Linked DNA regions of Homo sapiens: all the other regions are linked to region 4. Evidence: chromatin contacts called from ENCODE Hi-C or POLR2A ChIA-PET data. All regions are on one chromosome and are shown on one strand. The core of a region is the stretch at or near the end of the contact, and the rest is flanking DNA. Distances in the headings are between cores, read along the strand shown. Region 1 overlaps CDC42SE2 (CDC42 small effector 2). Region 2 holds the start of KIF3A (kinesin family member 3A). Region 3 holds the start of IRF1 (interferon regulatory factor 1). Region 4 holds the start of FNIP1 (folliculin interacting protein 1). Region 5 holds the start of CARINH (colitis associated IRF1 antisense regulator of intestinal homeostasis).

What was found. A loop is a pair of places that touch in the nucleus more often than their neighbours do. ChIA-PET counts read pairs that join two places held with the same protein, here RNA polymerase II (POLR2A). Pooled maps may share reads with other maps.
Region 1: a loop to region 4 is called in a map of GM12878, with 3 times the contacts of the local background. The contact joins the enhancer-like site here to the promoter of FNIP1 in region 4. A Hi-C loop is called at or near these places in 1 of 168 maps with a recorded cell type or tissue (GM12878), 4 of 37 single-sample maps with no recorded cell type and 2 of 50 pooled maps.
Region 2: a map of naive thymus-derived CD4-positive, alpha-beta T cell shows a loop between it and region 4 (5-fold over the local background). The contact joins the promoter of KIF3A here to the promoter of FNIP1 in region 4. A Hi-C loop is called at or near these places in 1 of 168 maps with a recorded cell type or tissue (naive thymus-derived CD4-positive, alpha-beta T cell) and 6 of 50 pooled maps. POLR2A ChIA-PET finds 5 or more read pairs at or near these places in 1 of 52 experiments (CD8-positive, alpha-beta memory T cell).
Region 3: a loop to region 4 is called in a map of natural killer cell, with 12 times the contacts of the local background. The contact joins the promoter of IRF1 here to the promoter of FNIP1 in region 4. A Hi-C loop is called at or near these places in 1 of 168 maps with a recorded cell type or tissue (natural killer cell), 5 of 37 single-sample maps with no recorded cell type and 17 of 50 pooled maps.
Region 5: a map of CD8-positive, alpha-beta T cell shows a loop between it and region 4 (4-fold over the local background). The contact joins the promoter of CARINH here to the promoter of FNIP1 in region 4. A Hi-C loop is called at or near these places in 2 of 168 maps with a recorded cell type or tissue (B cell and CD8-positive, alpha-beta T cell), 1 of 37 single-sample maps with no recorded cell type and 8 of 50 pooled maps. POLR2A ChIA-PET finds 5 or more read pairs at or near these places in 2 of 52 experiments (CD4-positive, alpha-beta T cell and activated CD4-positive, alpha-beta T cell).

The regions. Positions count from the first base shown.
Region 1 is chr5:131,280,409-131,283,108 of GRCh38, forward strand. All of the region lies in intron 1 of CDC42SE2 (CDC42 small effector 2), which reads left to right. Among named protein-coding and RNA genes, the nearest start is that of CDC42SE2, 18 kb to the left of the region's middle. Within about 2 kb of position 1,288, at least 6 of the 41 ENCODE cell types and tissues checked have a DNase peak (open chromatin) inside an H3K27ac peak, as active enhancers do.
Region 2 is chr5:132,736,190-132,738,889 of GRCh38, forward strand. KIF3A (kinesin family member 3A) reads right to left here and starts at 1,357. Exons shown (of 19, transcript NM_001300791.2): 1 at 1,225-1,357. The coding sequence starts at 1,230. RefSeq lists an enhancer at 662-761 and a silencer at 912-1,221.
Region 3 is chr5:132,489,362-132,492,061 of GRCh38, forward strand. It overlaps IRF1 (interferon regulatory factor 1), which reads right to left and starts at 1,412. Exons shown (of 10, transcript NM_002198.3): 1 at 1,184-1,412; 2 at 31-122. The coding sequence starts at 117. RefSeq lists silencers at 244-293, 824-1,103, 1,364-1,813 and enhancers at 285-932, 1,954-2,093, 2,227-2,700, 2,364-2,573, 2,614-2,663.
Region 4 is chr5:131,795,682-131,798,381 of GRCh38, forward strand. It overlaps FNIP1 (folliculin interacting protein 1), which reads right to left and starts at 1,336. Exons shown (of 18, transcript NM_133372.3): 1 at 1,149-1,336. The coding sequence starts at 1,240. RefSeq lists silencers at 950-1,229, 1,280-1,539.
Region 5 is chr5:132,409,619-132,412,318 of GRCh38, forward strand. It overlaps CARINH (colitis associated IRF1 antisense regulator of intestinal homeostasis), which reads left to right and starts at 1,311. Exons shown (of 4, transcript NR_161242.1): 1 at 1,311-1,423. RefSeq lists an enhancer at 660-709 and silencers at 950-1,249, 1,320-1,609.

The DNA.
Region 1 (2,700 bases), core at 38-2,537, 520 kb before region 4:
CACTTTAACGAATATTATCATAAAAGTATTACTTTTTATTACTTCAGTTTGAAAGGGTCATATTGGAAAGTGAAAATTCTGTTTGACGAGGATAAAGCTGTAGGTAAAGTTGTGATTAAAAACAATGGTGTTTATAGAGAGTAGAATGTGGTAAGTCAACTGGAGAAAAGAATTACTTTCAGCAGTAATTTTTTTCTTAAGAGCCCTCTTACCATTGCACAATAGCCTGATTGTTTTATACTAGCTGATGAAAACCATTCAGGATTCTATGTACAGCAGAATTATTTTAATAATAGCCCTAGGGTAAAATATGAGCCTGTAGATAAGTTTATATTTTTTAGTCTGTCCAAGTCCGACTGATCCTTTAATAGTAAAATAATTTTGGAAGAAAACTGTGTTTTATTGAAGGCCTTCATCTATCTGTAGTATGACAATTTTATTAGATATTGCTACCCTTTTTATGTGTGAGAATGAGGAGTGAAATAGTTCTTGGAAAAATTTTAGCATGTAAGAATTCTTATGTTAATGTTTCCTTTGATTTTTGTTTTATGAATGTGAAAAATCCTTGTGGAAGAATTGCTCATATATATTGGTATATTGCATTCTTTGGAAATCACCAGTTCCAAATTTGTCAAGTGGTTGTTTGGGTCGTTAAATAGCAATTGTAAAAGCAAATCAAAGATCCTTTAAGGATTTTTCCTTGATCACAGTGATATCCATTACCTGGGGTAGAGTAGACCGCTGATGTCTTGCCTTCATTTTTATTGTTCTTAACCTCGTCCTTTCTGTGTTGTATCACTGCTTGCTCACAAGCTCCTCCAGTCTTTTTCTCTTCAGTAGCTTTTTCTCTTACCCCCTTGTGCTACTTCCTGAATGGTGTATATGTTGCTGAAAACATTTCTCATGTGGTAAAGAAGAGTAAAGAGCAATGTAGTTGATGTGGCCTTTTCTACTGAGAAATGATGCATTTGTGGTCTACAGAAGAGACTTGACAGCCCCTAAAGAAGTGTTTTTTATCTACATTACATGTTTGTGAGTGGATATGCAAGTGCCTCTGTTGGAAGGTAAAGTGAATCTTGAAACAAATTCTAGAAAAGTGTTTAGAATTATTCCATACATTTTGCTGTTGAAAAAATAGTATTTAAAGAAAGTTTCATCTCACAGTGAATTTTTAGCCTCCTCTTTTAAGATTTATTTTGTGAACAGTGACCTTGTTTTTGTAAACTCTACTCTGAAGAAGTTTAGAAATTAGTCACACAGTAAGTGGCAGAACAAGTATTCAAAGTCTTGCCTGATTTTCCATAGTCATTTAGCTTGGAAAGCATTGTAAAGTGGCAGAAAGAATATGGACTTTGAAATTTAGACACACCTCGATTTGATCTCTAACTTTGCTGCATATTTGCTGCGTGGCAAGTTCTTACCGTTGGTGATTTTCATTTTCCTTTTCAGTTAAGTGAGAGTAATACATTTGTTAGGATTAAATGAAGTAATGCACATAAAGCATTTGGCTTGTAGAATAAGATGTTAATAAATGTTTAATTTCCTTTCAACAATACCATATCGTTTTAAAATGTCTTGGGAGCCACTTGGACATTTCACTTGAAAGTTAAGTGCCATCAGGAAACTAGAAACATGTATAACCCAGGTAGTGATCTTTCAGGGAAATTTTAATTTCCCTGTCTAAGGAGGAGAGTAGTTTTTCGGACTGTTTTAAAAATATGTGACTTAAAGGAAAGTTTTAAGGTTAAAAGCTGAAATAGAACTGAGTTAGGATGAGTTAATTATTGCTGACCAAAATTGTAAGAAAGTCCATTTCTACATTTCCTGAGAAATCGAAACATTTGTGTTATATACATAGAGAAGTCACTTTTAAAGGCTAAGAACTGACCATTTGAAAAGTTTATGATTAAGATATGGGGAGAAAGTGTTCATTTTTAAAGTAATAAACAATAGCAAGTTTCTCTTATCAGATTTAAGGTTTAAGGAATGGTGCTTGTTCAGACCTGAGTACAGTGATGACACAGGTACTAAATATGTTGTTGGAGGTAGTATAAATCTGGAACCTGTTTCAAAAGCGCTTTGGCATATTTGTGTGTATTTCCACTTCTGAGAGATTATTCTAAGGAAGTAACCTTTTTTTTTCTTCTTTGGGGGGAGAGGAGGTTATTTTCCTTCCTTAATGACACCCTAATTGAGATAATTCACATAAAAAATCACCTTTTTAAAATTATTATTATTGAGATGGAATCTTGCTCTGTCACCTAGGCTGGAGTGCAGTGGCGCGATCTCGGCTCACTGCAAGCTCCGCCTCCCGGGTTCATGCCATTCTCCTGCCTCAGCCTCCCGAGTAGCTGGGACTACAGGTGCCCGCCACCATGCCTGGCTAATGTTTTTGTATTTTTAGTAGAGACGGGGTTTCACCATATTAGCCAGGATGGTCTTGATCTCCTGACCTCGTGATGCGCCTGCCTTGGCCTCCCAAAGTCCTGGGATTACAAGTGTGAGCCACTGCACCTGGCCCTTTTTTTTTTTTTTTAAGATGGAGGTTCACTCTTGTTGCCCAGGCTGGAGTGCAGTGGTGCAGTCTCGGCTCACCGCAGCCTCCACCTCCCGGGTTCAAGCGATTCTCCTGCCTCAGCCTCCCGAGTAGATGGGATTACAGGCATGTGCCACCATGCCTGGCTAATTTTGTATTTTTAG
Region 2 (2,700 bases), core at 107-2,606, 940 kb after region 4:
AGGTAGTCAAGAGGCTGAATTCAGCCCACAAATTTCTTTTGTTTGGTTCATAGTATTTAAAGAGCTTTTGAATTAGTTGCTAAAATTGAGAAATTTCACAAAAATAATTTCTAAAGTCTCTTCTTGGGAGGAAAAAAAATGACCTGTTATCATCTGCAGACCATCATTCTTACATGGCAATACATTCCAATTCACCAGAATCTACTTCTCTCTATTGTAGGATACCCACCCACTTCATTATTAAGGTTTTGTGTCTTACGTCTGTAAATATGTATGATTTTCACCTCTGCCCAAGAAGGCAAGCCTCTCTCTTTCCAAGTTCAAGAACCTGACTGGTGTTGCTCAATGTTGTATCTTCAGGGCCTAGCATGTGGTTGGTGCCCAATATTTACTGAATTAAAACTTGAAAGCAGTGAACAGAACAAATATAGAGCATTTAATCTTAAATGTCAAGCACTGTCCTTCTAGTCTCCTGTGTATTATTTCACGCGGATAACAACCCCATGAGGTAAAGTTTACATGGGAACTAAGGACCCAGACAGATTAAATAATTATCCGAGGCCTCACAACCACTAAATAAGCGGCCATGGCTCAATTTTCCTCCATGACCCCTAATAAGGGGTCTTAGAAGGCCCCATTATTAAGTTCACGATAACAATCTGTGAAATCCTGGAAGATAAACATAACACCGCCACACACACAAAGACACCTACGGGTTTCATTCTGCATCATAAGCTAAAGCGCCACAAGAGCAATGACAGCTCAAGGCTAGGAGACTCGGAGTATGGGGCCTGGAATAGGGGCAGGCAGCCTTCGCTCCGCTGCCTCCCTGCGCTTGCTCCGAGGCGCAAAGGCCTCACCAGGTGTGCAGCATCCAAAGAGCCCCACCGTGGCCACCCCCAGACGCCCCGCTCAGCAGGAAGGGCTGCGAGCCAGAGCGCATCCTCCAGCACAGCGCCTTTTTGATAAGCGGCGCAGGCCCCACGGGATGCAGCAGCGACGAGGGCGGCAGGGCCTGACCCCAGGTCCCTGTCGAGGCCGGCCGGACCCCCGCGGCCCCGGGGCTGACCAGCCAGGCTCTCCAACCACCTCCACCGCACGACCGAGCCTGCCCCGCCCCACCCAGGCCGCCTGCCGGCTCCGCGCCTCCATGGCAACGGCCGCGCCCCCGGGCCAGGCCGCTAGGATGAGAAGAAACCCCAGAAGCGAAGCGACTCTCCTCACCGGCATCTTGGCCCCCTCCCGTGCCCGGCGGACGTCCCCGCCCGGGGTGCAGCCCAGCGACACCGGGTGCGCAGAAAGGATGGCCAGAGACTACCGAAACACCTCGTTGACGCTCTCGAGACTGCGGCTTCTCGGGCGAGAGCGCCCAGTGCGCAGCCGCATTCCGAGCTCGCCCCGCCCCAAGCCCAGTCTCAGGCTCTCTCGGCCCTTGAATTACGCCTGCGCGGAGGCTTTCCGAGTCCATCTCCTAGGACGCCAGACTGAGGCCGCGCGTGCGCAATGCTGCCATTCTGCTGCGCTAGAAATGTGGCACGCACTGAGGCGGAGGTAACCTGGCAGCCCGGGGTTGGGAGGAGGAGCTGCTCTTAGGCCCGTCTTCTGGCCCTTGCAATACCCGGAATATTAAAATCAGTAATAGCAATTGTACATTTTGTCTCATCCGAAGAATTGAAGACCTTACCTACCTGACCTCGCTTGATTGCTAACTTCCTCATGACCTGTCTTACCATTAGAAAGTGAGCTCTCTTAAGGAGATTGTTAGTATTCTCACATCTATCTCCAGAGCCCACACAGAGCCTGGCACAGAGTGGGATTTTTATACGTGTTGGTCAAAGAACCAGTGATCCGTCCATCCTCTTTCTAGTCCACTTGAATGTGTAATGGGCATTTCAAGTTAATCATGTCCAGAATTGAAATCTTGATCCCCCATCAATCGCCCCACTACCCACTCCACCCCCATCAAAAAATTTAAAAGGGCTCTCTCTCATCCCTCTCAGACTTTCTTCATCTCAATATGTGGGAGCTTAATTCCGACAACTGCTCAGGTCAAAATTGCAGTCTCTTTCATACACAATATTCTATCTTTAAATACAGCCTGTTGTATCTATCTTTGTAGTGGAACCAGAATTTGGCCACTTCTACCACCACCATCGTCTCTCACGTGCATTACTACAATCGCTCAGAACTGGTTTCCTTGATTGTGTGTCCTTGTCCCTTTTCAGTGTGCTGGACAGGAGCCAGAGTGCTGGTGCTAAAACATGAATCAGATCTTCTCTTTTCTCTGCTCAAAACCCTCCATTGATTTCCCATCTTACAAAGCTAAAGCCACAAGCCCTACAATCCTCCCTCTTGCTTCTTCTGCACCAGCCCCACCTGGCCTCCTTGCTTCATCCAACATTCCCGTCGTGCTTCCATCTTAGCATGCAAGGGCTGTGAGCTTGCAGTAGGAACTGATAGAAATAAAGATAAAGCATTTTACATAGTGCCAGTGTACTGTTCTACATGCTTTCGTTTTTTAATTCATTTAATCCACACAATAACCTTTTGAAATAGATACTATTTATTATTATTTTACAGATAAAGTAATTGAGGCACAGGACCATTAAATAACTTTTCCAAGGTCATACATATAAACAATGGCAGAGCCCAGGTCCAAACCCAGGCAGCCTAGACAGCTCTTTCCCTAAAAAACCACCT
Region 3 (2,700 bases), core at 162-2,661, 690 kb after region 4:
TGGCAGGAAAACCCAAAGAGTTACACTCACTTTATTAATCCAGATGAGCCCCGGGATTTGGTTGGAATTAATCTGCATCTCTAGCCAGGGTCTCATGCGCATCCGAGTGATGGGCATGTTGGCTGTAAAGAGAACACAGAGGCTCCAGTCTGGAATCTGTTGAACAGTACCTGGGCAGTGACCTGCCCCACCCGAGGTCACTTAGTTACCCTCCCCTCACCTCAGCCAGCTGCTAGGTACTACACTCAGTGCGGAGGGGAGCTGCGCTGGAATAAAACTGCTCTCCAAATTTTTTCAGCATCTTAGGCAAAAATGCTTTTGCCCCTTCCTTCAGCCCCTCCCAGCCAGTCTCTGGAGGAGACAGGCATGCAAGTGATGGCTTCAGGATTCATATGCAGGAAAAGAGACAAAATGCACAGATACCCTAATTTCAGAACTTTTCGCTCAAAATTCAAATCCTTTGGGAAGGGAGGGACTTCTTTTGCTTGATGCCAAGAAGAAATTCCCTTGACTTGAGTTGTAACCACTAGCTAGCAAAGGGCTAGCCGTCACCCTGAACAGCCCCCTCCCGCCCCCCTGAATCCATTCTACGCCTTCCTGACAGCCACAGCGCCCACAACGCTAAGACCAGGACGCTAACCCTTCCGGCCCGGTTTCCCCTCCTCTGGAGAAGTGGCCCAAGGAACACCTGTGGCGCCTCTTCCCGCAGTCTCCGTAGGTCACGATTCCCTCCAGCCACCTGGGCAGTAAGCCAGCCCTTGCCACCAGCACAGGGAGCCCAAAACCTGTCGCCTGGGCGCGGAGCTGGGACCGCCGAAAGCCGGGAGCACTGGGCGCCCACGCGTGGGCTGACACTCGGTCCCCGGCACGGCGTGTGGATGCGCGGGACGAACATAGCGGGCCACCTACAGGCCCCTGGCGGCTGCGCGCACGCAGATCTGCGAAAGCTGCCGGGCGCCGGCAGCCTCGTCCGGGTGGGCGGTCCACGCCGCGTCCCGCCCTCCCCGCGCCGCGGCCCGCGGCTCGCAGCTCCTCCGGCGCCCCCCGGAGCCCGCGCGGAGGCCCGGGCAACGCCGCGCGCCGGCGAGTCTCCAGCCTGGAGCTTTCGACCCCCCACTTCCTGGTGCCCCGCGCGCCTTTTATTCGACGCCGCCGGTGCCCCGCGCCTCAAAGGCGTACTCACCTCTGCTGCAGGAGCGATTCGGCGGTCGCGCGCGAGGGTCCCGGCGACGCAGGGGCTGCAGTGAGGGCGCGCGGAGCGCGACTCCGAGTGGAAGAGGGAAGAAGGCAGAGGTTGCCGGGTTCTTAAGGCCGCCGGGCACGGCCGGCGTGGACTGGGCACGGCTCCGGGTGGCCTCGGTTCGGCGGGGCTCGGGCGCACGTCTTGCCTCGACTAAGGAGTGGCGAGCTCTGCCAGGGCAGCGGCGCCACCGAGCAATCCAAACACTTAGCGGGATTCCCCAGCCCTGGCCGGCCCCGCCCCCGGACAGCCGCGCGGGCGCCCATTGGCCGGCTGCGTGCCGTCATTTCGGGGAAATCAGGCTGTTGTAGAGCTAGCGGCGAAGGGGAAGTACAGGGCGGCTGCTCCGCCCCACCCTCTCCGGCCGGGCGCCACCGCCCCGGGGCCACCGCGGGCCCGCCCCGAGCGCTCCCAATCCACCCCTGCTCCGGCTTGCCCGGAGGAGGGCTGCCCGGGACAGCCCAGCGCCCCTGGCCCCAGCCTGTCCTCTCACTCCGCCTTGTCCCAGCCGGCTGGCTCCTGGGGCCATCTTTTCACCCTCCTGGCGGGGCGGGGGCGGGGGTATATCTCCCGAACGCAGGTGAGGGGATCGCCCGGGCACTTGCCGCCCTCTCCAGTGGGAACACTGGGCCGAATCTCCCGACTGGCAGCCTGGCTCCTCAAGCTTGCCAGTGGGATATCAAGAAGGGAGGGTTTCAGTCCTAGCACTACCCCTGTTTTTAGGGGTGACCCCCTCCCTCCAGGTCACTCACCTGCCCTGGGGAAGTGAAGAAGGCAGAAAGCCTACCCTGCCCCGTGTGCTGTCTGGGGCTGCTGGACCAGGGGAAATCCCAACTTGGCCGCTGCTGGCACAGCCCCCAAGGGACGCAGGACCTCTGTTTTTCAACCATAAAATAATAGTAGCCCTACCTTGATGGTTTGCTGTGATGGGAAGAGATTGTAAAGCACTATGCTCCACTCGGGCAACAGACGCTGAGTAGTTTTCAAGGTCGCCGTTGCAGGGTCTAATAGTGACCAGGATGACACCCCACCCCTTTTCGGTCTGCCTCCCTGGGACTCCCCCTGGCTGGCTTTAGGGAACAGAGGAGGAGAAGGGGTTCAGAGAAGCCCAGACGGCTGAGTGAGGGTAGGGGTGGGCTAGCTCTGATCCCTCCTAGCACTCTTGCCTCAGGCCGCCTCCAGAGCCTCCCTGTGGCCCGCGTATGGGAGTTCCGCAATGGAAGCATTGCTGTCATCTCTGAGTCCCCAGGGCTTGGCCCAGAGAGGTTCTGGGCAGCATGGAGGAATTAGCTCAGGGCTGATCAACGCCATGGGGCTAGCCAAAGGGTTGGGGAGCCCAGGTCCCATGCTCCTTGGTAAGGCCCCTACTTAACTCTCGCGCACAACTAGTCCCCGCCCCACGTATAGTCCTAGAGACTTGACTGGGTGTTCATTTTCCATCCAAAACTCTGGCCCAGGAG
Region 4 (2,700 bases), core at 86-2,585:
CTGAATTTTTCCTGATGAGACCTGCATTAGCAAGAGAGAGTGAATAATTTTAAGAATAGCAAAATTTCTTAAACCAGTGTGGCAACTTCGCCTGTTCCAAAATTTGACAGATTCTCTTTTTTTATTTTTATTTTATTTTTTTGTTTCTACTATTGTTGTACAACTGGGCTCTTTGCTATCCTACCAAGTTTAAAACGTGTGGCATTTGACATTTAGCCTAGTTATATTTGCAAGTTTCCACACTGCAATACGTATAAAGGCTGTTTGGACATAATCTCCTCAGGTGCAGTTTAACGACTAAATTTTACCTTGAATTCAGGTTTATATCAAATCTTACAATTCTGAAAAGTTACTCTGCCAGCAACAGGTACTACAATGAAAAATTAACAAAGCCTGTAACACTACAAAATGCTCTACTAACATTTTCAATTTTTAAGACTCCTTTTCAGTAACAATTCGAGGAGGAAGAATCTACAGCCAATTCCAAGGCCAGATTTCATTCAATTTGGTCTTCCTTCGGCAGTAACCCTAAACTCAAGTTTCACATTTCTCCTTCGATAACATTAAGGTCGCTCGGTCCGGTTACTGCACACCTCCAATTTTAGCGTCCAAGAAACCTGAAAGAACGGCACGTTGCCTACTCGCTCCTCCAGCCTTCTCTCAACTCAGAAGCTTGGCCAAACGTGCCGCTCTCTCCACAACGCCAACGGAGCTGGAACGCAGCGCCCGGAGGACAACTGGTCACGGGGAGGAGGGGAGAACTTCGCGGCCCGGAGTACGGCGGCTGAGGTCCAATCCAGCCCGCGCCCAACTCTACTCGGTGCCAGGAAGGCGTGTGGACCCAAAGTCTCAGGCCGCGGTGCTAGGTCCGGAGGAGCAGAGTCGCGCGTGGCTGGGGGCAGGTCGTAAACAAACCGACGGGAGGAGGGGGAAGGGGCAACGGCGAGGCGGGTGGGGTAAAATAAAAGGTAGGACCTCGCTCCAACCCTTCGGCGCTAGCCCGCAGCCGGCTCCACCCCACCGAGGACCAGATGCTGCTCTCGGCGCGGCGCTTCCGCTCGGGTCGGAACACCGAAGGCCCCAACACCCCTGGAGCCCGGAGCCCACAAGGCCATCGGCTCCGCGACCCCCGCCCCACAGCGCCCTACCTGAACCCGCAATCTGGGTCCCGGGCGTCGCGGCCGGGCGCGCCCAGCCCGGTCCTCTTGCTGAAGAGCTTCTGGAACAGCGTAGGGGCCATGCTAGCCACGGCCAGGCAGGGGTCGCTCCGCTGGGCGCTTGCTAGGCCCCTGCTCCTACAGCCGCCCCGCCACCCCCATGGGCGCCTCAGTCATATGACAGAAATTAGTCACTTCAAACGGCCACGGCGCGCGGGGCGGGGCGCGAGGCAAGGCCGGCACTCATTGGCTGGAGGGGGGCCGCATCACGTGGCGGCGCGCGGAGCAAGGGGCAAGGTGGGGGCGTGGGGCGGAGCTGCCTCCCATAGGCTCACTGGCGGGTCCCGTCACGTGGCAGGGGCGGGGCGTGAGCCGAGAGGACAGGACTGGAAGGTGGCTAGGGATGTGTAGCGGGAGAAGGGTCAGTCTCGATCTTCCCCTGTGAAGCTGTCAGCGACCATCAGAGGGTACGCCGGGGTGGCGCGGGGACGATGCCAGGAGCCTTGGAGTGCAGAAGGCTTCGACTCCCCGCACCCACAGAGTTGCGTAGGGAACCACGGGCAACCGACTCTTCCTTGTCAGCCCCTCCCTAGCTTCTGCGGCTTCACACCTCCATTCCGCGCCGGGCAGAGTCTGGCGGCTCCTGGAGCACGGAAGGCCCACAAGCGTACCCGTGGGGCCGCGGCCAAGGCTGGACTTTGAGCCCAGGACCCCAGGACCGCCCTTAGAAGGCTGCGCCGGCCCGCGAGAGGTCTGGGATCTGGACAGCGCGGGGGCTGGCTCACAGGGACTGGTGAAGGAAACTGCCGGGACCCCTGCCACAGCCATGGCTCCCCGCAAAGACGACCTCGAGCAGGCACTGCGGGCAGTTTGTACTAGCGCCTAGAACCCTGACACCGGGAATTAGTCTCTTGGAAGAGCTAGCGATTGGAGGCTCAGGAGTTAGGCTGTTTCCTTGTTAACCAACAAAATCAGGTGAAACCAACGAAGTCAGGAAGCCTAAAGACATATATGTACAGATATCTAACCCTTTACGCTAATTATTTAGATTTTTAATAAATCTATCTTAATGTTTAGGTATGAAGACGGGAGGAACTGTGGAATTTTAGTCAAGTTACAGGGAAGAAACGCTTTCTAAAAAAAGAAAAACATTGCTCACATGTGACCTCACAGTCTTATTTAACCCATGGAACCAAAATATATCAGAGTTTGTATCAAACTAATCTTATAAATTTTCAGCAACCCCATCCATTCACTCACTCCCCCTCCAGGATGAGGAAGCTCGTACAATGGGATGTAATCCTCAGAGAAATTTAGGAAATAACTTGTATATGGTTGGAAGGCTGGATAAAAATACTTTGGGCAGGCGTGGTAGCTCACGTCTGTAATCGCAACACTGCAAGGCCGAGGCAGGCAGATCGCTTTAGCTCTGTAGTTCGAAACCAGCTTGGGCAACAGTAAGACCCTGTCTCTACAAAAAAAAAAAAAAAAAAAAAATTTTAATTAGCCAGGTGTGGCCGGGCGCTGTGGCTCACGCCTGTTA
Region 5 (2,700 bases), core at 61-2,560, 610 kb after region 4:
TTTAATAGCTCATTTTGGTTTCTTGTTCCAGTTATAACAGACTGCTCTGTGTTTGCTCTATGGCAAAAACTTTTATGTTTGCTTTGCAACAAACGTACAGACAGGGCAAACTGTGTTTGGAGTATGGTGTCTTACCAATGTTTTCTAAAAGCAAGTGAATAGAAATGCTTGCAAAAGTATTTTCAGACCTCAGTGGCCAGCGCTGAACACCGCTGTAGGAATGTCCATCAAACGTTGTGGCCATGCTCCACTCTAACAAAAACCTGGTTCCGTGGCATAATTGTGGGGGCTAATTGTCAGGCTAAGTTTCAGACACCTTCCAAAAAAAATTGCAGGGCTTCCTCAGTCTTTAAACTCCAGATAATATTGTCCAAACTTTGACAACTAACCTGTTATCATGGAGATAGCTCCAAGTTGATGGACTGGCCATTAGAGAATGTCTATCAAGCATCCAGGTAAATGACTTGGTTGCTGCCCTCAAGGAACCCACTTAGAGGCTGTCAGAAAATTTTAAGTATTTTCTTCCTTCTATTGTTCATTCCTAAAATTCTGGCAGTAGGTATGATTATTATTATTCCCATCCCACAGGGGAAGTAATTAAGTCTAACTACTTGAATATTTTGCCCCAAATCACTGACAGTAAGAGACGGCCAGACACTGAAACCTGGAATCTCTAAATGTTTAGATATTGATGGGCACCGCTTAGACCAGGGAGTCCAAACCATAGGCTTGCTGTTCCAGTTTCTCTTATCGGATGAAGGGACCCCCATTTCACCGACGTCATTGACTTTTGGGTTCTCCGCTGACCCCAGATGAGATGCCTGGTACCTCATGGTCAAGTCCCCTCCAACGGGGACTCCTCAGAGGCTTGGTCCCAGTTGCTCAGGCTGCCATCTGCCTCCTCAGGCCAGAGCCCGAGGCGCCGCCAGCGGTCAGGTCCCGGGCCGGCTGCCAGCCACAGGCCCAAGTAAACGCTGAATGAAGGGCAGATGGAGGAACCTGTCCCGGTCGGCCGAAGCGCCGCGGGCGCCTTTCCACTTACGGCGGGCCTGCCCAGCCTCCCGCCCAGCCCGGGCCCGGGTCCCGCCGAGGCAGGTGTGCGTGGCGGACTAGCTCTCGGGCACTCGGCTGGCCCAGCTCCACCCCGAACGCCACCGGGCCAGGCCACGCGCAGACCCGAGCCCGGGGCCCCCGCCTCTGGCTGCCGGCCCGCGCCCGCCGCGCGCCCCGCGTTCACTGCGCGCTCGGCCCCGGTCCCGCCTCCCGGAGGGTTTCGCTTTCGCTTTCCTGCCGATGTCGTTGAGGAAAATGAAAGCGGTCGTGGCCAGGACTGGCGCAGCTGCCGTTTCAGGCGAGGGGCGCAGAATGCAGCGGCCGCCAGCCTGGAGCGCGGGCCCTGGGGCCGCAACCCGCGCCGGGCGAGGTAAGCACAGCCCCTTCGCGGCCGCCTCGCGGGCTCCTCCTTGCGGACCCGGCGGGCCCGACGCCAGGCGTTTGACCCGGGCAGGGTCAGGGGTTCTGCCGTGGGGGCGGGGAGGGCCTGAGAAGCGGCACCCTTGGGTTTCGTGGCTTTGAGCCTCCAGGCCAGGCTGGAAGACCTGGGAGGCCTCAGACAAGCGTGCCAAGGGGCTAGCAGCCCGGGGTCGAGCTGGAACCGTGGCAAGTCGGGCCACCTGAGCACGCCTTTCCCTTTTGTAGAGCACCGACCTCCCTGGGTGTTGGTAAAAATCAAAAGTGGGAGGGTGTACGTAAAATGCTGAACAGAATGCCTAACCTGAGCTCATAATCTACTCCCTCTGACCTGTCAGACTCATTTTTCCCACTGGGCCCCACCCCATACCTCATGTAGTTTGCTTAAGTTTCCTAGATCTGGTGCACCTGGGGGCACTTGGAGTGCCTTCCAAGTGTTCCTTGACCGAGCAAGCTGGCAGCTCATCTCCCTTGATCACGGGCATGGAGAGCAACTAGGCCAGGATGTGGCCCCCTTGCCCTGGCCCTGTCCATGTGAAGTCAGGGCCTTACTCTGCTGGGGCCCCCATCCCGGGGCTAGCATAGATGTCAGGGATAGGTGCACTCACAGACCGAGTCCTTCCCAGACCAGGAAATTTCCAGTCCACTGCATCTGCCAGCAGAAGCATGAAAGATGCGTGCCACCTTGTCTTTGCCCTTCGTCAAGTATAGCCAACTCATTCTTGGTATGCAGGAAGGGGGTTCCACCCCAGGGCTGTGGAAACAGCCCCTGCCCTTAGGGCGTTCCCATCCCCTGAAGAGAGAAAATATGTATTCAAGTTACCCATCAGGCAGGTTGTGTAGAACAAGGACAGGTGAGTGAAAGAGCTAAGAGCTGAGAGTAAAGTGACTAAATCATCAGAAACTTTACATTTAAGTTATGACAGGTTTTGCAGGCCAATACCAAGAATCCCCTTTAACTCAATTTTTGTCTCAATAATAATGAATTCAGCCTAATCACACAGATCTGATCATACGGCCCATTACTGAAACAAAACTTGAATGATCTTTACTTTGAGAAAACCATCTGAATTTGACAAAAGATGGTCTAAGTTCCTAAGTTTCAAAACATGGAGTCCGCCGCTGCCCTACCTCAGCAGGATGGTGTTGAGTACTGATTGCTTTTAGAAAATGCTGCTCTTGCCGGGCACGGTGGCTCACGCCTGTAATCCCAGCACTTCAGGAGGCCGA